Linked DNA regions of Homo sapiens: region 2 is linked to region 1. A link is a loop called in an ENCODE intact Hi-C map of the cell type or tissue named here. Cell type or tissue: IMR-90. All regions are shown on one strand. Each heading gives the region's core, and the rest is flanking DNA. Links, peaks and the distances in the headings are about the cores only. Region 1 overlaps GMDS (GDP-mannose 4,6-dehydratase). Region 2 has its middle 190 kb from the start of LINC02521.

Region 1 (12,131 bases), core at 3,216-7,215:
TCTTCATCCTTCACCTCTCTGCTAACATGCTGCCCTCACTGCCTAGATGGTTGTTACATCTCGGATGTCCATGTGGTGCTCTCTCTTCATCCCTCACCTCTCTGCTAACATGCTGCCCTCACTGCCTAGATGGTTTCATCTCGGATGCTCATGTGGTGCTCTCTCTTCATCTTTCACCCCTCTGCTAACATGCTGCCCTCACTGCCTAGATGGTTTCATCTCGGATGCCCATGTGGTGCTCTGTCTTCATCCTTCACGTCTCTGCTAACATGCTGCCCTCACTGCCTAGATTGGTTCATCTCGGATGCCCATGTGGTGCTCTGTCTTCATCCTTCATCTCTCTGCTAACATGCTGCCCTCACTGCCTAGATGGTTACATTTCGGATGCCCATTTGGTGCTCTCTCTTCATCCTTCACCTCTCTGCTAACATGCTGCCCTCACTGCCTAGATGGTTACATCTCGGATGCCCATTTGGTGCTCTGTCTTCATCCTTCACCTCTCTGCTAACATGCTGCCCTCACTGCCTAGATGGTTACATCTCGGATGTCCATGTGGTGCTCTCTCTTCATCCTTCACCTCTCTGCTAACATGCTGCCCTCACTGCCTAGATGGTTTCATCTCGGATGTGCATGTGGTGTTCTGTCTTCATCCTTCGCCTCTCTGCTAACATGCTGCCCTCACTGCCTAGATGGTTACATCTCGGATGTCCATGTGGTGCTCTCTCTTCATCCTTCACCTCTCTGCTAACATGATGCCCTCACTGCCTAGTTGGTTACATCTCGGATGTCCATGTGGTGCTCTCTCTTCATCCTTCACCTCTCTGCTAACATGCTGCCCTCACTGCCTGGATGGTTACATCTCGGATGTCCATGTGGTGTTCTGTCTTCATCCTTCACCTCTCTGCTAACATGCTGCCCTCACTGCCTAGATTGTTTCATCTCGGATGTGCATGTGGTGTTCTGTCTTCATCCTTCGCCTCTCTGCTAACATGTCATCTTCTACTGAGGCTCCCATCCCTTCCACTCTCTTACACTGCTGTGTTTTTTCCTATAGCACTTTTCATCACCTGGCACATGTATTTGTTTCTCGTCTGTGTCCCTTGTCTACAGAATAAACTTCCTCAGTGTAGAGTGTTCTGTTTACTGCTGGAGTCTCTGCTGCCTAGAATAATATCTGACACAGTGGATGTGCAATAAATATTTGTTTAATAAATGAATGAATATATTCTAGAGCTATTTGTACAAGGCAGAGATTTCCAGATCACAGTGTTCATATGTATAACATACAATCCTGTAATGTTTCTAATTTGCTATGGTATGGAATAGCATTTACCATATATAGCTTAGGTTTGTAGGCTTTATCTTTTAGAAATCCTTAATTCTTAGACTTCTCACTCATTTATTTATTTTTGATAAATATTCCTGTATCTGCTCTGTACCTGGTACTATTTCTAGGTACTGCTGAAAAGTGGTTAACAAGCAGACAAGTGTTCTGCTTTTAAGTTGATACTTGAATGAAGAAGACTGAAATAAAGGAAGATACTAATAATTTCAACAAATGATAAAAAGCCATGAAAATCATCTTAGGAATAGAGATTGAAATGAGCTTGGGGCATTGCATTAAGTTGTTGGTAAGAAGGCCTTCAGAGGAGCTGAAAATGGAGAGGAGGAAGGGTTTCAGGCAGTGGAAAAGATGGCGCCAAGGTCCTGAGTAGGCTGTATTCTAGAACACAGAGAAAGTGGCAGTACATTTAGGGGAGGGAGCAGTGAGTGGGGAGAGCAGCGAGGACAGAGAGTGGAGGCATTTGAAGGCAGAAAGTAAATGGATTGTGTAGGCCATTGTATCAGGTTTATATTTTATTCCATTAGAAATGGGAAGCCAATGGAATGACATTTGATTTGTATTTTATAAAGATTTCTGGCTGCCTGTGAGTTGTTGTGTCAGAGAATTAATTTATTTTGGGTTCCTGTTAAGGTCCAACAGAGATATTTGAGTATAATACTTTGTTGCCATCCATAAAACTAAATATTTTCATTAAATGGAGTTTAGGAAAATCTTGATTAATGAGTAAACACCACCATGTATTGTGGACATGAAGTTAAAAACAAAAGGTAAATTAGTCTAAATATTTATACCATTATGTCCAATAAGAAATGAATAATGTTGAATATGAAGTTTTTAATATGAATTAGGGAATTACATTTTGAAATATTTTAGGATAGGAAAATGGGTAGATGATTAGAGATTCAGCTTTATGTATAAAGATAGTTGTATGTTCTCTTTAGGTTAGCAATGGCAAACACTTGATATAAGGACATCATAAGCAAAGCTGTAAGCCATTACCAAGCCTGAATTATTGACTTTATGAATGGTCTGTTTTCTACCTGTTCTCATTCTAACCAATTGTGGTCTTAGAGCTAGGCTAGAGACACCTCTGTAGATAGACTAGTATAATTCTTCTGGTTTAGGATCCACAATTGCTACCCTTTCTATTCCAGACACCATGCATTTCAAAATGCTTAGTTTTTCTTGAACTTGTTGAGAAGTCTGATGTGGTATAGAAGTTTCAGCAGTTCTAATATTTTCCAGTTTCGCACAGGCAAACATAATTTTCTGATTTTGTAAAATACCTCGTAGCAGTAAAATGAAATTTTTCTTATTCATTTCTTCTCTGCAGCATTACTTTTCTTTATTGCTTAATTCTCTTGTTTTTTTTTTTTTGTTTATTTGTTTCTTATCCAGTGATCTCTGGAACATGATTAAAAACTCATATAAACTTGGACCTTTTGGTCATTGAAGAGTCTTAGCATACTTTGACATTTTAGAAAAGAAAAACAGAATTGAAGGGGACACAAGGTACATTGGTTTATGGGATGTTCCTCAAACCCTTTCTCAAATATTTTGGATGTATTTCATTTCCTAACAAATATTTTTTTCCTATTTTGAGGCAGGAAGTGAGGATATGCCTGTTGACAGGCAGCCCCTTCTTCAGGAATTACATGTATCTGTATAATGTGTACAGGCATATGCATCTGTGTATACATAGCCAGATTTGTCATCATGGCCAGGAAATTACCCTTTAGCTCCTGCTGCAAGTTCTGCATTCTTCGTTACTTTTCTCATTGGCTGGTCCTGGTCTCAGGCTCCCTTCCAGTGGCTGCTTATTTTAGTAAATTTCACACACTTTCCCATCATTCGTTCACAGTAAGCCTGTGGCACGATGTGCATCATTTCCATTTTATAGATGGGGATAGGAATGATCAGAGAAGTTACTTTGTACAGTGTCTCCCCGATGGTAAATGATAGAGATGGGATTTGGGGAGACCTGGCTTTCTGACTCTAATGCACGCATCCTCCACTGGTACCTGTGTTGTTTCTCAATAACAGCTTGAGGAAATGAATGACAGAAAGTAAAATCTGCCTTTTAGCCCTGCAGAATGGGCTCCTCTGTGAGAACGTGGCTTCCATGAGAGGGGTGTCTTCCTTTGCCATCCCTACTTGTGCCATTGTTTCTCTCACAAGGCGGCTGTGTCCTGTTAGCACCCAGAATTAGGAAGTGTGGAAAATTAAAGCCATATTATCCTGTTAAAGTGTTTCAGGGAAATGGGATACTTTGATTTGCATGGAGGAAAATGCCAAGCCCATGTGTCACTTTTTGATTTGTTCACAGCAAAGCCAGAGCTTCTCTAGTGCAGTGCTCCCTTGTGAAGGCAAATGGTGCAGGGCCAGGCAGGCCCTTTTACGGGAAATGTCATCATTTTTATAGACCTGGCCCTTGACGTGGTCAGGTTTAGCAACTTACTTGGGACCACACAGGCAGTGGAGCTGGAGAAACAGCTGGCAACAAAGCCTCCTCCTTCCAGCCAAATGGTCTTTCCCTGAAACTATCTACCTTCCTCAGGAAACTAGTCTTTTAATAGCATCTACCCTCCACCAAGAACCTGGGCGGGAGGAGGAATAGAGGCATCCTTTGAGAGCCTCCTTCCCACTCAGTGTTTCCACTTGGAGAGCTGGGCGGCCTTGAGTCGCTTGGATGAGTCAGGGACATGAAGCGCTTTGCCTTATGGTGCGGGAGAGCCTCTGGCATCACCTCCTACTAAAGCCAGTAATGGGAACAGTTATCATAATGGATGTGTCAGTTTGCTAATGACATTATTTAATACTGACTTTATTCGTTCTTCACATAAGACATTATTGAAACTTAAATTGAGGAAGTTGCTTCTCCTAGGAAGGGTGTGGGACTGCTGCTGGACACAGAGGTTTAACTTGCAACCCTTTTACTAGTTAAAAGGCTTAAATTTTCACTGGCTTTTTGACAAGTATCCGTTTAGAATCAAGTCATCACCACCATTATCATTAGAATTGTCATGGCTCCTGTCTAATGCACTCCAGCTGTTAGGCTAGTAAGCTTGAAGATAAAGGTATGCTTTGGACACATTCTGCTTTGATAAAAATCTTGATCACCCCAAGAGTCCCTAATTTGAAGTCAGAGTCACAAAGATTGGTGTTCTGCAGCTTTCCTCTTGGTAACAGAGTGTACTTTTGTTTAACTTTTTTTCCTGTGTTTTTTAACCAACATCTCTGAGCACCTATTACTACCTTGCTTGACAGTTAAGACAGCAACCTTTAAAAGTTAATGTGGTCTGTCCTGAACTGTCCAGAACTAGGCAAGAGGTAAAGAAACCACAAGCAAACCTGAGGCATGATCTGCAGTTTATTTGAATTTGTTTTGGATTCTATGTTTACTGTAGGCATCAAACACTGTAGAAAAAAACATAAGAAAACAGTTCTAGAGACCTGCTATGGTAGATTTCAGGAGTGCCTTCTGTACTTAGCAACAGTGAACTTTTTAAGTGCTTCCAAGTAGACTTGTGCCTTGTGACCCACACTATTACTACATTTTGGTAAAAGTAAACTCTTTCTGGTCTTGGCACCAAAAGTAAAACTTGTAGAGTCTAATTAAGGTTGTGTGCATAGCACTAGGTGTTTATCAGTGCAGTGAGGGAAATAAACCACCAGGTGGCTCAAGTATATAGCATCTGCGTGTTTTAGTCCTTGATAATTATAGTTTTGCAGTTGCTTTGTACTTCAGGGAGACCATTTAATATAAACCATTGTAATAATTTATCTAGTTTTTTACACAATCTTAGAATGCTAAAGTAGAAGATTGACTGTTTTGAACTGTTACTAATGTTTGTAAGTTTTTGGGCACAAACTTATGTTTTGCTTAATAAAATAAAAACTTAGACATTATTTGTGTTTTGGCTGAAATCAGTCCCCAATTGTCATCTTGGGATGTTATGATTATTTACTTATATATGTATATATTTATTTTGGCATATACTCTCCACAGTTGCAAATGAAATTAATAGATAGATGTTTAACTTCACTGTTGAAATTTAAACTGTCAGCATGATTTATTATTTATATATTTATTTTTATTAACTTTTTTTTTTTTTTTGGTAGAGACAAGGTCTTTCTTATGTTGCCCAGGGTGGTTTCAAACTCCTGGTATCAAGCCAGCCTTCTGGTTTGGCCTCCCAAAGAGCTGGGGTTATAGGCATGAGCTGCCATACCCAACCTTGTTGCCATGGTTTACATTGTCTTATTTTATACCTTCATTCTTTAGAAAAAAAGAAGGACACATAATACCTAAGAAATCAACATGTAATTTTTATGGACTTAATTATTTCCAAAGAAGGCTTTTAAAAACTTACTTTATCCCCTGAAAAGGAAGTTGCTTTGTAGCTTTCCACTTACATTAGGATAAAAAGAATAAAATGTCAAAGTATTTGCTTTACTTTAGAATATATATGCAGCAAAGTTCAAGAAAATTATCACAGTTCTCAGCAGACCAAGGCATAGCATCTCAGTTTTGGTTCTCATACTTTTTATATTTGAATCACAGAGTTCTTGGAATAGATTTTTTTTTTTTTGGCCTGATAGCCTTAAGGAATAATGGAAAATAAAACACTTCTTCAAAAATGTAACGTCTAATTTCCTATTTGTCTAGGTCTTTTTGCTTCAGAATTTTTGAACAGAATCATTAAGTACTATCGCTTCTACAGAAGAAGAAAAAGGAAAAGACAGTGAAATTCAAATCCGTTTTTTCTTTATACTAAGTCTGGTTAAAGCTTTTACTGGAGAAAAGATGCAAGCTTTTAAGCATGTGTTTTAAAATTACTATGATTTTACCCTTGCTAACTTCATGTGTGTATAATTACCTCAGAAAGGAAACAAAGATTTTTATTGATATTATTTAAAATAATGTTTTCTTTTTCTTTTTAGCAAAGTACAGGCTGATAATTCCAAAGGCTGTTTAAGGGGTAATTGTGGCTGACAGAGCAGCATTCACGGAACATCACTACTGTGCTTGGCTGGAACAGTGTCACTGTGTCTGAAAGTCTTGATAATGTTCAGTTGACTGTACTAATTGTCCTGTTTTATGCATGGCTAGCCAAGTGGTAACCAAGAGTTTTAAACAATGGATCTTTATTAAGGTATTAATTTTTGTCAAGGAAACTGACGTGATTTGAAAGAATGTTTACTGTGTGTGACACGTGTGGAAGAAATTGTTTGTGTTTTCCCCTCTTCCATGTTTAGGAAATAAAATAACCAAAAAGTGTGTGCGTGTAGCACTTTTTAACCTTAATTGTCTTTTATTTATATTGGTATCTTGATATAAAAATTGAAATTTGTTATAATGATAAAGAAATTAGAGATGTGAAACATGATTGATAAAGTAAGGAAGTAAAATTGGTAAAAATGCTTAAAGATATAATTTAGTGTTATAATACTTTTAGCTGAAATGTTTATTTATTGGGTTTAAACAACTATATATGTATGTGTGTATGTTTAAAATATATTCCATGAGGAATCGACCTTTAAGAATCATGAAGCATATTTTCCCCAACTTTCTTCACTCTTCTTTACAAGTCTTAATTTTTTGTATTGTGAATATTATAATGCCATTTCTCTCTGCTTTAATGTTCTTTTAAAGAACATTCAAAGATTACAGTGATTTAAAAAATTAACCTTGAACTCAAGAAGAACTCAATGGAGAATACAGAAGCACCTTAATCAATAGATGCCTTTTCCTCCCCTCACACACACACACAGTCCAAACTGCTGACAGAGCTGAGATTAAGCCAGGATTTCCTGAGGCATGGGAACTACCTAACTTGACTTACATCATGCTGAATTGAGAAAGACACATCATATTTATAATGCTTCTTTTTTTTTAAAAAAAAATAGCATTTTTGGCTGGACGCGGTGGCTCACGCCTGTAATCCAGCACTTTGGGAGGCCGAGCGGGTGGATCATGAGGTCAGGAGATGGAGACCATCCTGGCTAACATGGTGAAACCCCATCTCTACTAAAAATACAAAAAATTAGCTGGGCGTGGTGGTGGATGCCTGTAGTTCCACCTACTTGGGAGGCTGAGGCAGGAGAATGGCGTGAACCTGGGAGGTAGAGCTTGCAGTGAGCCGAGATCGCGCCACTGCACTCCAGCCTGGCAACAGAGCGAGACTCCATCTCAAAAAAAAAAAAAAAAAAAAAATAGCATTTTCACTAAGCTTCCACTATTCCAGGAATCCATCTGGCTATTTCATGTGTATTTGCCACCTTTACAATCCTAAAATGAAATTTGTGAATAACATATCCTAATTACACATGTTATTTAAAAAAATCCATATACCCTTTTTATGACAGTGAAAAAGGAAATGAAAAGCAAGTTGTTTGCCAGGAGAACTTGCATCTCAGTATTCAGATGTGGAGACCCTGCTGCCTAGGGTGTGGAGGAACTGCTCAGAGGCCACACTTTGGGAGCATCCCTGCTGTGGCAGCTGCAGATGCAGACTGTGGCACGTGGATGGCAGTGGAGACTCAGCAAGCACTGGTGGTGTGCTGTTGGTGTCATTGTTTCTTGAAATGGTCAAATTTGGTTAAATTTGGAATAAAATGGTAGTCTTCCTGTTTAACACATACTTTGTAACACATACGTTGTGCCTATGTAATAACTTGAGTGAGGTTTTACGCTCAGACAATTATAAACAGGTTTTTTACCCACGTGAATATTCAGCAGGACTTGAGGAAGTTGTGAGGAATGCAGAAGTCTTTGGCCGTGCAGACTGTCCTGGGTGTCTTAGGACCTCTAGTGTTCCTGGTTTCCACCCACTCAGTGCCAGTAGCATCCCCCAGTGATTGTGACAACTGAAACGTTCACAAATTCCCAAAACCCTCCTTAGGGATCCTGGGATGAGGGCTATCAGAGCCAATGGTTAAGCCCTAGCACATTTCTCTGCCACTTTCTGGAAATAGTGTTACAGGATCTTTGGGGTGTCATTTTTCTGGTTGGAAAGCTGTGGCCAGTGGTGTCTTTGTCCAACTTTTGTTTGGGCCTGCTGGGCTTGTTCCTCCCACTTGGCCTGGCAGGCTGCACTTAGCTCATGGTACCGGCCTGGATCCCACACCTCCAAGGGAGACTGAGTCAGGCGTGGACTGGCAAGACGTGTGTGAGTGAGTGCGGGGTTGGGCTACTGCACAGTCAGACATGCTGGCTGCTGCTGTGGGGCTGTCAGCTCTAGGTGCCAGCATGGGCACTGGCTCTCTGTGAGGCTGCGGCTGGACCAGGTGCACTGCAGACAGCTTCCCCAGCTGGCACCAAGGAATGCAATGGCTCCCAGAAGCTTGGAGATGCCAGGAACCATGGGGCCCCAAAGAAGGAGTCACAGCCCTGGCTTGGGGAGCTCCCAGGTCAGGGCTCCTTGAAGGACCACAGCTGTTCTCCCCTCTTCACCTGCAATTTGATGAGTGAGGAGCATGTTTCAGCCCTGTGTGTGTTACAGCTCTTTTAGCCTTGCCATTTAGTGGGTCCTGAGTTCTTGTCTTGTGACCAGGAAGACTGAGGTACGCAGACAAGTGGAGGGTGAGCAAGGCAAAGAGGAGCTTTATTGAGTAATAGAACAGCTCAGAGAAGACCCACAGTGGGCAGCTCCTCTCCATAGCCAGGGTGTCCCGATGAGTGTTCAGCTCCTAGCAGAGAGGGTAGCTCCTCTCTGCAGCTGGTCATCCCAACAAGTGTTCAGCTGTCAGCAGAGAGGGTAGCTCCTGTAGTCTGCAGCTGTCGGCACAGAGGAGGCCCTAGAGTGGGTGGCTTCTCTCTGTAGGCAGCTTGTCCCATTGTCTCTGCAGCTCTTAGCAGAGAGAGTAGCTCCTCTCTGCATCTGGTCATCTCATCTTCTCCCCATCCCCTGCCCTGCTCTAGCTGAGCCCGGGGCTTTTATGGGCCTCAGAGTGGAGGAAGTGTGTGCCAGTTGGTCCATGGGTGGTCATGGGCAGGCCCAGAAAAGTCACCATAAGCCTGCAGTGTGGTCTGTGGGACTGGTGGCCTGGCTCCCAGCCTTCATGCCCTCCCTGGCCTGAAGGTGGGGTCTCACCAGGGACCTACCCCCTTCCACCCCGGAGCCTGTCTGCTTCCTGCCATGGTCTGTGGTACCCAGGCTGCTCATCCATGGGGTACCTGCAGGCCAGCATCAAGCTGCTCTCAGTGTCCCCCTAGGTTCCACATCCCATGCTTGTCAGCACACAGAGTCTGGAGGGAGCTGAGGTGGCAGGACCCTCACATACCTGGCTGGGCTGTGACAGCTCCCCGGCTTGGCCCCAACCCCATTCGGAGATCATAGCAGGTGCCTGGAGCGGGGAGAGGCCAGACAGTGGAGGTAGGCACCTCCGAGCCTGCAAGGGCAAGGCGGGGGCCTTCCAGGGCCCCCAAGAGTGCAGAGAGGCCCGGGTCCACAGCCCCACCTGGGCGGCTGCAGATGTGTCTGGGAGGGCAGGGCTGGTGCCTGCTCCTGGCTCCCGGTTCCATGAAGCGGGAAGTCCCAGCTGTGCCCCCTTGCAGCCTGGGGGCTCTAGGTCCTTGCTGGGCCTGGGCTGGTGTCCAGGGACATCACTGTGAGCTCCCCCGTGGCCCCCGCACTCAGGGGCAGCCTAGAGCTCCCCCTCATCCCGCTTGCGGCCCTTCCCCAGGGGGTGCCTCCAGGAGCGGATAGCGGGTCGGGAGTGTCAGGCCCGGTGGTCACCCCATGCGGGGCGGACCCCTGGGGACATGGCTGTGGGTGGCCCTGTGCAGAGTCCTCTCTGGGGGCGCAAGAACACGGCACCCTTGGTGCAGTGGGCGTGGTGACCGCACCACTGGCTGGGTCCCTGTAGTGGGCACTGCTCCCATTTCCCCCTCCCGCCCTGGGTCCCCCAGTGCTGCCTCCTCCTGGTGCCCTCCCCGCAGCAGTTGTGGGTGAGAGTGGTGGTGTGGGGCTAGGGTCCGGAGCCACTGATGTTCCAGGCCTGGGAGCGGGTCCTGCCTGGCCACATGAGGGTGGGGGCAGCACAGTTTGCTGCCTTGGGGACACGGGGCACAGGGGACCCACCTTTGCCATTGCTGCTCCTGCAGCCGCTCCTGCTGCCGCCTCCCGCCACCACCCACGCCTCCCCTGCCGTGGACAGCCCCCTGCTGCCATCAATAGGACTGTTAAGAACCTTCTTTGTGATAGGCAGTGATAGGTGCTGCCAAGTGGAGGATGGTGCCACTGGTTTCCTTCCCCAAGAGAGTGCAGTCTTTTTTGCAAAAAAACATGTGCTGTGTCAGGGAGGGTGAGGTAACTTGGCCGCTGGTGGAATCCAGAAAAAAGTATTCTCTCCCAAATTGTGGCAGCCTCTTGGGGTCCTGTCCGAGAGGACACTGACCTCAGGAAACACTGGGTGGGAATTCTAGTTCTTCCCCCATGAGAAGTGAGACCTTGAGCAAAAACATGACTTGTCTGAGCCTTGGTGTTTTTATCTGTAGAAGTGAGGATCATGAGATTACTTACAGAGCAGAATAACTGTGAGAATTAAATGAGAAATTTTATGTGAATTTCACAGTATATTATAGTGAGTGCATAAAAGGTTTCCTTTTACTATTTTTTTAAACAAAAGTGAGAAAACAAGCAATCAAAATGGGGTTAGGGTTAGTCATACTAAACTATATTTGCTTTTATTAGAAACGTTTAAAAAATAAAATTCCCATAGTTTGCAATGTCAGGTTCCCATTCCACATTTGCTCTTTTTTCCCTGATGTGGTTATTTTCAGAAATAAAATATAAAATAAAAGCATTTTGTACTTTATTAAAAGTTGAAGGTTGAATGTTTTCCGTTGGCTGAGCTGCCTTCCTGAGCTTAATGATCTCACCTTGATGGGGTGGAAAAGGAGATGGGAGTAGTGAAAGGACTTGGAGCCAGGAGTCTATAAAAGGTTCACATTTGATACCACGAGTTACCCCATAATCTCACTGCGCTCCATTATTAAAACAGAAACGCTCTTACTACACATTGTTACCAACCCAGTAGTCCTGGAGTCATGAGTTATCTTGGTCACTTTAAGTTTGAGCAGAATTGATCTCTGTGTTGTAGTAGTTGTTACTTTGCCGACCTAGACCATCAGTTATGTAGTAGCATATCAAAGCCATTCCCCAGAACGGGTAGAATACAGACTGAGAAGTAATTATTTTCAAATGTGAGAGTGTGCTTCCAATCCTCCAGAGCAGTGTACTAGTTTCACATTCTGCAAATGTCCCTTCCCCCAGAAAAATGCTCTGGATGTATATTCAGAACTATGAAGGCAGGAGATTATGAAGTGCAGAGTGAGCAGAGCACAGAGGGCAGTGGCTCCCACCCTGGGCTTCTAAATCATAGGATTCCTGGGCCCCATCCCAGATTTACTTAGGATTTCTTAGGGTGGGACTTTTGGGGGAGGACAGGTTCCCCAGCTGATTCTGATGGTCATATGGATTTGGGAATCACCATTATGGACTGAAAAATTAACCCTCCGCATATAAGATTCTCCTGCATCTCCAGTTGTCCATTTGATATCTCTAAATCTCTCCCTAAATCTGAAAGTCACCACAGGTAAAACAACCCATCTGCACCCCTGACGGTCTCCTTCCTCTCAACCTACTCCTACCTCTGTTGTTTGCTTGGCTAACCTCCCTGTAACCCAGACTCAAAACACCAGTTGCCTTTGAACAGTTTTCTGCTCCCTTTTTTCCCTCAGACCAGTCACCGTGTGTTCTGTCTCTTTCATTTTTCTTAT
Region 2 (12,131 bases), core at 4,440-8,439, 250 kb before region 1:
ACATAATGTACAAATATAGTCTCACTATAAAAATGTTAAATGCTAGAAAGTAAATATCCCACCTAAACTTCCCCCAACCCCCCACTCCATCCTCCATCTTAACACTTTTCTCTGAGAACAACCTCCTGCAAACATTTCCTGAAGACCCACTTCAGGGCCCTCTGCTGTGATGAGGTCCACCTCTCCAGAACACACTACCTGCCACCCCCTCTCCCAAGGACCAGATTCAGCTTATTTAACACCCAGTGTAGCTACAGGTTATCAGAAACATATTGACTAAATGCAACGCGTGAATCTTTCTTGGATCCATGATTCAAACAAACAAACAGGATCATTAATAGACACTGATGAGACATTTGGAAATGTGAGCCATGACTGGATATGGGATGATGATCAGGAATCATTGTTAATATTGTTGACATGTGACAATGGATTTGGGTCTTTATATTTACAAGTCCTCGTCTTTTAGATATATAATCTGAAACCTGTATGACTGAACTTATATGAGGCCTGGAATTTTCTTCAGAATGGTACTGAGCAGGGGGCAGAAGGTGGGGGTAAAATTGAAACAAGATTGGCCATGCGTGGATAATTGTTGAAGCTGACTGTGGGAATCTGGAGGTTTTCTTTTGCATGTGCTTAGAATTTTCCATAATAAATGTTTAAAAAAAAAAAAAAGCACAAGGCCCTGGCCGAGTTTCACTGATACAGTCCTGGGGAATGAATCTGTTCTTGTCACCTTCAGGACCTCTGGAGTTGGGGACAGCTGACAGACGGGGAGGGCTGCTGGCAGGTGTGGGCACTCACCCAGCTGAGAAGGGGCTCCAGGAGTGGGAGTGGTCCTGACCCCATTAATGAAACTGGACTACTCTCCGCAGAATGCCAAGCTCAGTCTTGGACTCAGATGGAAAACATGAACAGTATACTTTGCAATGACCCCAGCTTTGAGGTTCCCGTCATTTCATTTTAGGACTAGGTTCCCACACCCCGTCTTAATTTGAAACATTCAGGCACATCTCTTCCCCATTATGAAGCAGCGGAGACATGAAGGTCTTAGAAGCAGCCTTGCTCTGTGATTGCACGGTGGAGTTTCTGCCCCGGAACGTGGGCGTTCTGACACATGGGATGCTAGAAGCAGATGTGGCTGAGCAGAGCTTAGGACTGTACCCAGGAGTGAGAGATGATTGGGATATTTACTTTGAAAAGTAGCCTCTGTAGATGGGAAATGATTAATTCACTATGAGGAATTTTATATTCTGCAGGGTGATACCCTCAGGAAAGAAAGGGCCTCTCTGAGAAAGCCAGATTGAGAAAGTCTCCCTTGGTGTCCCAGCACATCAAAGCCCCTTCCTTCCCACAGTCACTTAATTGTCTGCCTTCACAGAGAAGGGAAGCAGCAAGAAAGCCAGGGATGGGGAGAGGGAGAGAGGGAGAAAAGCTATTTTACCTGCTTTGGAAAAGTTGTGGATCATCCAAGGACATTAGCAAGAAAGTGAAAAGACAACCTATAGAATGGGAAATATATATTTAGAAATCATGTATCTGATAAAGGTTTAACATCCAGAATATGTAAAGAATGCCCACAACTCAACAACAGAAAGACATACAACCCAATTTTAAAATGTTCAAAGACTTTGAACAGACATTTCTCCAAAGAAGATACACGAATGGCCAATAAGGACATGACAAATCAGCATCATTAGTGCCTAGGGAAATGCAGATGAAACCCCAAGGAGATGTCACTTCACACCCACTAAAATGACTATAACAAAAGTTAAATAAAAAGTGGAAAACAAGTATTGCTGAAGATATAGGGAAATTAGAGCCCTCATACTTGCTGGTGGAAATGTAAAATGGTGTAGCTGCTATGGAAAACAGTTGGATGGTCCCTCAAAAAACTAAAACAATGACCATATAACCCAGCAATTCTGCTCTTAGGAATATACCCAAACGAATTGAAAGCAGGGCCTTGAACAGTTACTTACCCATGTCCACACAGCACTATCCACAATGGCTGACAGGTGGAAACAACCCAACTGTCCATCAACAGATAAATGGAGAAATAAAATGTGGCACATAAGTACAATGGAATGTGATTCAACCATATAAAGGAAGGACATTCTGACACATGCTCCAACATGGTCGCACCTTGAGAACATTATGCTAGGTGAAATAAGCCAGACACAAAAGAACACATAGTGTATAGTTCCACCTCCATGAAACACCTAGAATAGGCAAATTCACAGAGACAGAAAGTGGATTCAGTTAGTGAGGGGAGGGGGATAGGGAAAGGGAGGAACGGGAAATCGTTGTTTAATAACCAGTAGGCAGGGTTTCTGCTTGAGATGATGCAAACATTTGGGAACTAGATATGGGGACAGTTGCACAGATTTGTGAATGTAATTAATGCTGCTGATTGTACACTTAAAAAATTGTTAAAGGGGCTGGGTGCGGTGGCTCACACCTGTAATCCCAGCACTTTGGGAGGCCAAGGCGAGTGGATGACCTGAGGTCAGGAGTTCGAGACCAGCCTGGCCAACATAGTGAAACCCTATCTCTACTAAAAAATACAAAAATCAGCTGGGCGTGGTGGCAGGTGCCTGTAATCCCAGCTACTCGGGATTGAGGCAGGAGAGTCGCTTGAACCCAGGAGGTGGAGGTTGCAACAAGCTGAGATTGCGCCATTGCACTCTAGCCTGGAAGACAGAGCAAGATTCTGTCTCAAAAAAAAAAAATTATTTTACCACCATTTTAAAAAATGAATAGCATCATATGCCAAAAACCACTGAATTATGCACTTTATATGGGTGAGTTGTAAAGTATATGAATTATATCTCAATAAAGGTGAAAAATAAAAACAATTCACATACACACACACACAACCCTCAAAAAAGTTGTGAGTCCTCACCCAAGTCCACGCTGATGTCCACCAAAGACGTAATTTTCAGAGCGGATGAATCCGCCCACACCCAGTGTTAAGTGAAGTGGCGTCACCTGCAACGGTGATGTTTCTGATCACCGTGAGAGGCACGAGCACCTCCCACCATCTGTGTCAGCTGTGATTGGCCTGTGCTGTCCTGCGGATGCCAGTGGAACTGGGTTTTAGCTGTAACATGTGCCTTCATGTCTTCACAGATCGTGTCTTCAGCGTGTGAGGGAAACGGCTCTTCCAGCATCTTCTCAGCCCCTCTGCAGTGGACACTGACCAGTGTTTATAGAACCCAGTTTGAGACCCTCTTGGTGAATCTGGACAACTGAGCCATTCACTCTTCCTTATAAAACATGAGCAACGTAGGGGGGAGAGCAGACACTGTCCAAGACTTTGGTCCCCTCACATAGTGCAAGCTGAGTGGGGAGAAGCCAGGAGCCCCCTGCAAAGGAGGCTGCCATCTCACCCTGGACCCCACAGGGCCTCCCTGGCCTCCCCAGCCTCTCCCCACAGCCTCCTCCTGCCCGTGCTCCAGCCTCACCACCTAGCACTCCTCCCTCAGCAGGCACAGTGCCCCGCAAATGCTCCAGACTGTCCAGGAATCCTTCAGCCTGAAAAACCCTCCATCCCTTATCCACTGACTTGACTTTATTTCTGGGTCTCAGTCCACTGCTACCTCACCTTCGAACCCTTTCCAGACCCTGGCAATCTGAGTTAGTTGATCTTCCTCTGTGCTCCCAACTTTGACATAGAACTTGTATTGTCCTTGTCTATCTCTGTTTGATCTCTGAAGTCCTTGAGGACAGGGGCTGTGTGTGCATCTCTGCATCCCCATTGCTTAGCACAGTGATTGACACACAATCAGCTCTCACATGTTTGTTGAATGAATGAATGAGTGAATGGCAGGACCACCACATTAGACAACCCAGGGGACAACACTCACATTGAGGGGGCAGGGGAAGTTGCAAATAAAAGTACTGCCTGGAGCTGTACAGCTGGGAGATCTTGAATGATTGCCTCTCTATATCCCCAAATGGAATCCCATCCTCTGAAGACGGTACACAGGGTGTTGTACCCCCAGCTTTCACACTAAGATGGCCACTCATCCAAGATCCTCCAAAATGATTCTTCACTGGCCAGTCCTGGTAATGTCTGTTCCTACAACCTACTTTGAAGATTCGATTTTGCACTCCAAGGGTCTCCAGAGAGGGTCCTCTCCTCATTCTGTGCTTGTGTGTTGGATGGGCCAAGGGAGGGAACTAACTTTTGATTCCATTTCCTCCGTTATCACGCCAGCTTCTTCAAACTGCCTCACTTGGGATTTCAGTCAAAACCACAAAAATAAACTATATTTTCTAATTTTTCATTTTCTGAATATTACATTTTTATGTGGATAGCAATACCAGTGATTGTGTCCCTATATTTCCCTGAACGGTCTAGAGGTCATTCTAATAACATATGAAGTGTATTTCAAAGAGTCCCCACATCAGAGCAGCTTAACAATAGTGGATTGTCAGCATGAATTCCTGCTATATAAGATTTCCAAATGCATCTCAGAGTCTCTGGCTAACACCAGTTTGTGCCCCTTCGTGCTAATATGGAAACTACAATCAACTGAACATTTTTTTTTTTTTTGTAAATGAGTATGTGTTGGAGATTTTTTTTTTACTGCATAATAAAAGCAACATAAAATGAATTTGCTCCAGTGCTTCTTCACACTTCAAAACTCCATGCCCCACCTGCTTGTGCTATTCTTTACTTGGCACCCTGCCCGGACTGTAACTAGGTTATCAGCCGGGTGATGGCAGGAGCCTCCAGCCTGTGCGCTTCAGTCGAGCCCGGGTGTCCCACGGAGGTCCGCGCGGCGCTGATGGAGACCGGGATCAGTTTGCACCCCAAGGGGACTTGGCCACTCTGGATATTGCTTTTATAGACTCCGGTTGTTTCTGACTCTATGTTTTTTATTACATTCCTTTGCAATTCTAGCAGCTGTTTTTGTCAAGAGTCTTAATAAAGTTTGAACTGCTAAACGAACTTTATGGAAATTGGTCACAGAAGAAGTCTATGCGGCACCTTTCAGAAAACCAGAGGTTACGTTGCCCCTGGGCTACCTCCGCAGTAACAGTAGTGACAAACAAACCTAACAGCGTGGGTGAAGGATGATGGTTTGGCAACCAATTTCTGACTCGATTTCTGAGAGACTACCATCCACACACACACTTAGTTTCTTTAGATCTATTTACCACAATTTATTAGAAACATTTGGCTGCATGGCTCAAATGGTGAAGTTGCTCTAAGGACCTTTAAAGAGAGTCAACTCATGTTTGGTGTTTTGTTTTGCTTTGGTTTTATTTCATGTTGCTTTTCAATTTTATAAACCTAAGACTCGGAATAATTGAACTTAGAAACTTTCTATGAAAGAAAAATAAAGTGTCTGAGATACTCTTAGTTTCTCTCTCATTGCTTAATTATACTAAAATGTTGGTCAATTTTGTTATGCATATTAATTTGGCCATGAGGTTAACTTGATTTGATGGCATCTCTAGGAGCCAGTGAAAAACTCAAACCCCATTTTAGACTTGCCTTGGGTATACTGGTTTACCATCCACTTCACATACCGATGTTATGGAAGAATAATTCATCAACAGACCAAAACTAACCATTCATCAGTTTGGGGTGTGACTTCATCCATTTCCATGAATAAAACAGACCCTAAAAGCAATAAAGCAAACTGTTTCATAGCCTTAGTCCGGCAGCTGGATGCCCTCCATCCTGGATAGTCCTGGATTATAATGGGTCCTTTATGAAACATCTCTTTGAAAAATTGGTGTTGCCACCAAACAGAGTTAGTTATTAGCAACACTGCAGCTAGTTGAACTAAAATATTTCTATATAGATGACCCAGTGACTCACCTCAGACTTATGAGGTGTAAAATGCAGAGGTCAGGTTAGATGGTCTTTAAAGATCCTCACACCTCTAACACTGGGGCTTTCTAGGACACAGTGAGAATTCTAGGATGAGAGAAGATAGCCAAAGCGGCGGAGTCGCACTAGGTGGAAGGCACTGGTAACAGAGTGCTTTCACTGCGGAATAAGCAGACACTTCCCCTGTTCCAGGTGGGCTGCGGCGAAAAGCAGGTGACGCCCGGGTGCAGCTGGGTCAAGCTCCAAAGCAAACCAACCTTCACAGAGCCAGTGGCTCCAGGGTCAGCACTCACATCCAGCTTCCTCTCCAGACTGCTGAGAAGTGCATCTGAGTTCAATTTGCTTTTGTCTGTCAGAATCTATTCCAACAAAAAGGAGAGGGAAAACGTAATCATGGTGAAGGACCCCACATCCTCTGCGATGACGTCACAGCGAAACACTCACTCGAGATGATTTACAGCTCCGTTCTCAGTTCCCAGCACCGAGAGTCAGTGGACACTTCTTTATATTGTTCTTGCTACTTTAAAAAATGGCCCGATTCCAATCACTTACTTATGTTCTGATACCCTAACGCCTGTGCTTCGAACGGCAACCGAATCTGCTGCTCATTACGATGACCTTCTTCACTTCCTCCTGTCCACATCACAAAAGCACACTTTCCTTTAGCGACCAGTGGAGGGTGCTGTTGTATTTGGTGTGTTTCCACCTTCCCTCCTCTCAGGACAGTTTTTGTTTTTTTTTTTCCCTAAGGGAAAAGGGCTCTTTCCCATAGTAATGTGAACATGATGTATGATAATGAAAACAATAACTACATCAACATATTTTCCCCAGAAGTTGTTTTTTTTTTTTTTTCAGAGCATGAATGTAGGGCTCTTAGCTATAATACACTAAGATAAATGAATGGACTTTAGAGAAGTGTGGAAGGTATTGAAAAATGCTTTCAAGATGGACATGGGCTTCGCAGACCTTGTAATTTAATGATTTTGACTACTGGATATTAGGAGTTTCATTACATGTCATCGTTCAATAGTTTAAAGATAATATAACAGCAATAAAACGTAGCAAACAGCAAGAATAACATCTGGCCACAATCAGCCCACTGTCATAAAATAGACTCCCTGACTGCCTTTCACAGGGCATGAACCTGGCAAGAATGAATGATAGAAAGACACACTTTCAGACCGAGTTGTGACAGCTGAATATTATTTCCAACCACTACACTCAAGATCTGTGCTAGGCATTGCTCCATTCCCTCCCTGAAGCCTGAACTCAAAACACTCAATTTTGTTCTTGCCTTTTCCTTTCCCACAGTAAACTTCTGCTTCTACGTGACAATATCTTTTTTATAGTTTCTTGCTAATTGGATTTTGCTCTGTACCACACAGGTAACCTAATAAATCGATTTAAGAAGCACAGCAAGCTTATAGCATGCTCCAAAAGAATCTAGAACAACAAGTAAGGAAACCTGGCTTTAGTTCAAGCACTTTCATGAATCCCTAGGAGGGCTGCCAGATAAAACACAAGACATATAGTTAAATTGGAATTTTAGATAAACAACAAATAACTTTTTAGTATAAGTATGTCCCAGATGATATTTGGGATATATCTATGCTTAAACCTGTCTGTTGTTTATCTGAAATTTAAATTTAATGGGGCTTCCAGTAATTTTATTCGCTGAATCTGTCAACCCTAACCATCAAGGACAGCCAAACTTGGAATGACTGCACTATGCTGTCTACAGAATTTCAAGTTTAAAATCTTATTTGTCTATCTTGCATGAAAATATTTTTTAAAGACTGAATTTACATTCATTTAAAAATGTGACTGCTTTATAGCTTTTGAAGAAGATAAAGGTTTCCTTTCTCTCTTAGCCTAAAGAGCTTTCTGCTGCCAAAAGCCAGATGGAGATAATTTGGCTGATTTATTATTCTGATTGATGGAAAACTCAGCTTAGGAAATGAGGTTTTTGTAAAGCAAGGCTGACAGATAACAACAGGATTCAGCCCAAGTTACACCAAACGAGTCAAAGACTTAGCTGCTTTTCTGCCAAACCCAGGTAGAAACCAAGGGGCTGGAACAACGGCCCGCCCAATGTCATCTCTGGTGTGGCATCTGTCACTCATTAACTTTGCTTCCATCTTGGTCACCTGAGCAGAATACCCAGCTCTAGCTGCTGCCTGGGTTTTTTTTCCCCGGGAACAACCAAGCAGGTATTTTGGAATGCTCAGCAAATAGTGGTGCCTACACAAGAAAGAGAGAATAAGCCAGGGTCCCCAGCAGCCAAGTAAGTTAGGCATGTAGGGATGCCCCACTGGCTTTCGGACAATCAGTGAAGCTGGAATCCATGACGCTTCCTCAGCTGCCGGTGTCACTGCTCCCTTAGGAGCTGAACTGAACCGTGCAGATGTGGAGAAAAGGGAACCTTTGCATACCGTTGGTGGGAACGTAAACTAATACAGGTATTCTGGAAACCAGTATGGAGGGTCCTTAAAAAACTAACAATAGAACTACCACACAATCCAGCAATCCCACTTTGGGGTATATGCTCAAAGGATTTGAAGTCAGTACGTTAAAGGAATGTCTTCACCCCCATGTTCATTGCAGCACTATTCGCAATAGCCAAGATATGGAGTCAACCTAAGTGTCCAGCAATGGATGAACAAATAAAGAAAATGTGGTGTATATATTCACAGTGGAACACCACTCAGACTTTAAAAAGAAGGAAATGCTTTCATTTTTGACAACATGGATTGACCTGGAGGACATTATGGTAAGTAAATTAAGCCAGGCACAGAGAGGCAGATACCATGTGATCTCACTTATATGTGGAATCCAAAACACGCAAACACATAGAATTAGAAAGTGGAATAGTGGTTACCAAGGGCAGGACAGTGGATGGACTGGGGAGATGCTGGTCAAAGGGTGCAAAATTTCAGTTAGGAGAAATACATTTTTGTGATCTACTGCAGAGCATGATGACTATAGTTAATAATAATGTATTATGTATTTCAAAATGGCCAAGAGTAAATTTAAAGCGTTCTCACCATAAAAAATAAGTATATGAGGTGATGGATCTGTTAACTGGCTTGATTTAATCATTCTACAGGGTATACCTATATCACAGCATCATGGTGTACCCCATAAGTATATAAAATTTAATTTGTCAATTAAAAATTAAAAATAAATTTTAAAACTTAATAAATGAAAAAAGTCACTGAAAAGTAAAAGAAAAATAACATTTTTTCTAGGTGCAAAACAGTTTTTTTGGAGATGAGGTCTCACTCTGACACCTAGGCTGGAGTACAGTGGTGCTCACTGCAGCTTCAAACTCCCAGGCTCAAGCAATCCTCTCCCCTTAGCCTCCCAAGTAGCTGAGACTAAAGGTGTGTGCCACCATACCTGACTAATTTTTAAAATTTTTTGTAGAGTTGGAGTTTCGCCATGTTGCCCAGGCTGGTTTGGAACTCTTGGGCTTAAGTGATCCACCCACCTTGGCCTCCCAAAGTGCTGGGATTACAGGTGTGAGCCACCATTCCCAGCCAGATGCAAAACAATTTTTAATTAAAAAAAATTGTAGATTTTTCTTAAAAAAAAAAAAGAAAGAGAAAGGAAGAAAGAAAGAAAGAAAGAAAGAAAGAAAGAAAGAAAGAAAGAAAGAAAACTCAATGTAACACCAGAGAGTAGCCCAAGGACTGAGCAGAGGAAAGCCTACTGCCACTGCCATTAGCACCAACACACGTGATACAATGAAGAGATCAAAACCCAGTGTATAATTATTATTGTTGAATCCCCCAAAATGTCACCAGTCAATTAACTGCTAATTAAGCAAAATTAAGTTTATTTGAGCTCATTGCAGGAAGAGACAACATCACCTTAACGGAATCTTAGCAGAGTCTCAGAAGAACAAAGCCAGCAGTGGAGCCTTCTGACTTTGGGCTCTGGGCTCGAGTTGTTTAAGGCAGGTATTCCAAGGTAAGGAATGATAGGGACTGGGCATTTGGGATTGGTGGATGCATCAAAATGACTGTCTCGAAGTGAGTGTGGGTAAGTTCACTGTTTTTTAAATAAGCAAGCTGTTTGCCTTGGTGAGCAGGCTATTTTCTCCAATAAATTGACTGAAGAAATTTCCTGAAGCAAACAGTGAAAATAATTTTTGATTTTCAACCTTATCTCCCCTGGGCAAAGTGTCCCATGAACAAACAAATCATGTTGACATGGGTGGTCTCAATTCTATCTTCACACAGCAACTTTTGGTTTCAGTTGAACCCTAATAGAGAGTTCCTACTTACATGATCACCCACTATATGCTGAGCACGTTCTACATGTTTTATGAAGAAACATGAAAGTAACTATTGGTGTCCCCATTTATTGACAAAGAAACAAGTCTAAAAGCTATTAAGTCATTTGCAAAACCCTTCTGGATCAATCATTTCCTGAAAGAAAAAGATGGCACAGAAGTAAGTTTTATCTGACATAAATAGAAACTGAGGCAGGTTTAAAGGTTTGGGCCAAAGTCTACAGCCCTCTGGAATGACTCTAGGATGACTTTGAAGGATGTGAACTTTGTTCGCCTCATCTCCTGTCTATAGATCATAAGTAATTGCGGTTTTTGCCATTAAAACTTTTGCCATTACTTTTAAATGGCAAAAACCTCAATTACTTTTCCACCAACCTAACAGCATATTTTCCTCCTCCTTCCTTTTTTTTTTTTTGAGACAGAGTCTTGCTCTGTCACCCAGGCTGGAGTGCAGTAGTGCAATCTCGGCTCACTGCAAGCTCCACCTCCCGGGTTCAAGCTATTCTCCTGCCTCAGCCTCCCGAGTAGCTGGGACTACAGGCGCCCGCCACCACGCCCAGCTAATTTTTTGTATTTTTAGTAGAGATGGGGTTTCACCGTGTTAATCAGGATTGTCTCGATCTCCAGACCTCGTGATCCGCCCACCTCGGCCTCCCAAAGTGCTGGGATTACAGGCATGAGCCACCGTGCCCAGCTCCTCCTCCTTCTTGATGCCCCTTTACATCAAGAAAATCACAGTTCCTGTCCAAGAGAAGTTCACAGTCTGATTTATTCACTTAACAACTAACTTAGCATCTACTCTCCCTACTCGCAAACTGAATAGTATGGGCACCTTAAGACCCCACACCTCAGGACGGGGTTTGCACTCAGAAGGTCACCTTTCCCCAGCGTGGACTTCATGTGAGGCATGAGAAACTATCACGTTACTTTCCTAAGGAATTAAATGGTCTGAGCACTGTAGCAACTTTTCTTTCTCAGTATAATCCATGAAAAACATGGCCTAAATCATGATAACACTAAGCCCCAAATTTTCAGAGTAGGACATGAAATTATATCTTAGTGACTTCCTTTGACCCAAAAGAAAAATGCAAAGCTGGCCTCACTTGGTTTATCTTCATGTTAATCGTGAAGGAGGAGTGTGTTTAAAACACCAGCAGACGAATGCCATTTTTCAACTTTTTCCACACAATGTTAGGTGCCTCTTGAGCTACGGTATTTGTTTAAATCATCGACTCCAATGACCCTACTCTCTCTATTTATTATGCTTTGGATGAAATAATATTGTAGGAGTTCCTATTTTTTAAATTCCATGCTACTATAAAATATACACTGGATCCATCACTATTTCACCAATCCGTTCATGACTTTGAAATCATAAATGGGTTAGCTTCAAACCTTCCTTTTCTGAGAAAAATAAGATAAACCCTGTTTCATTTACTTTGGAAAGTGCTAGCTTCTTTATTTCAAATACACAGCTCAGATTTATGTTTTCTTTTTAATAGATTTTTCTGTTTTTCTAATGCCTAGCCTGGATGATCATCTTTGGAAAACAGAACTGCTTTTGGACAAATGCTGATATCACAGATTAAAAGGGGATATAACTCTTTACACATGAAAGGGAAGATTTCCCTTAGTTCTTACCTCAGCAATAACAGCAGCAATAGATTCTATCCAAGAAGTTTTAATCACATATGTCAGCATGACATTTTTATAATAAAGAGAACTTAATTATTAACTGATCACAAATTAACTATCTATTATTGTGTTGGGCCAAATATTGTCTAAAATGAATGATCATTCTTTCTTAAAAATTCTTTCTTCCTCAAAAAGATTATATCAATTTTATTAATTGTAATGGGAGTATATTTACGTAGCTAACATACCAATGTAAACATAGGCATGATATAAATCTGTAAATTAATAGCAACACTGAAGCTATTTGAAATAACATAGTTACGTTTTGGCCATTAAGATTGACAA

The links. Hi-C counts contacts between places; a loop is a spot of excess contacts. Peaks named below come from ENCODE experiments on the same cell type or tissue, not always from the same donor. Only the 100,000 strongest peaks of a DNase experiment are listed, where the experiment ranks them.
Region 2: a loop joins it to region 1, with 6 times the contacts of the local background. A loop is called at or near these places in 18 of 110 quality-filtered maps.

The regions. Positions count from the first base shown.
Region 1 is chr6:2,189,152-2,201,282 of GRCh38, reverse strand. The region is part of intron 1 of GMDS (GDP-mannose 4,6-dehydratase); the gene reads left to right. Among named protein-coding and RNA genes, the nearest start is that of GMDS, 50 kb to the left of the region's middle. RefSeq lists a silencer at 11,974-12,131. In IMR-90, for the core only: a CTCF peak has its summit at 5,015 (motif pointing right); DNase peaks (open chromatin) are centred at 4,032 and 5,022.
Region 2 is chr6:2,443,338-2,455,468 of GRCh38, reverse strand. No RefSeq gene overlaps it. Among named protein-coding and RNA genes, the nearest start is that of LINC02521, 190 kb to the left of the region's middle. In IMR-90, for the core only: a CTCF peak has its summit at 6,521 (motif pointing right); a DNase peak (open chromatin) is centred at 6,538; H3K4me3 peaks cover 347 bases.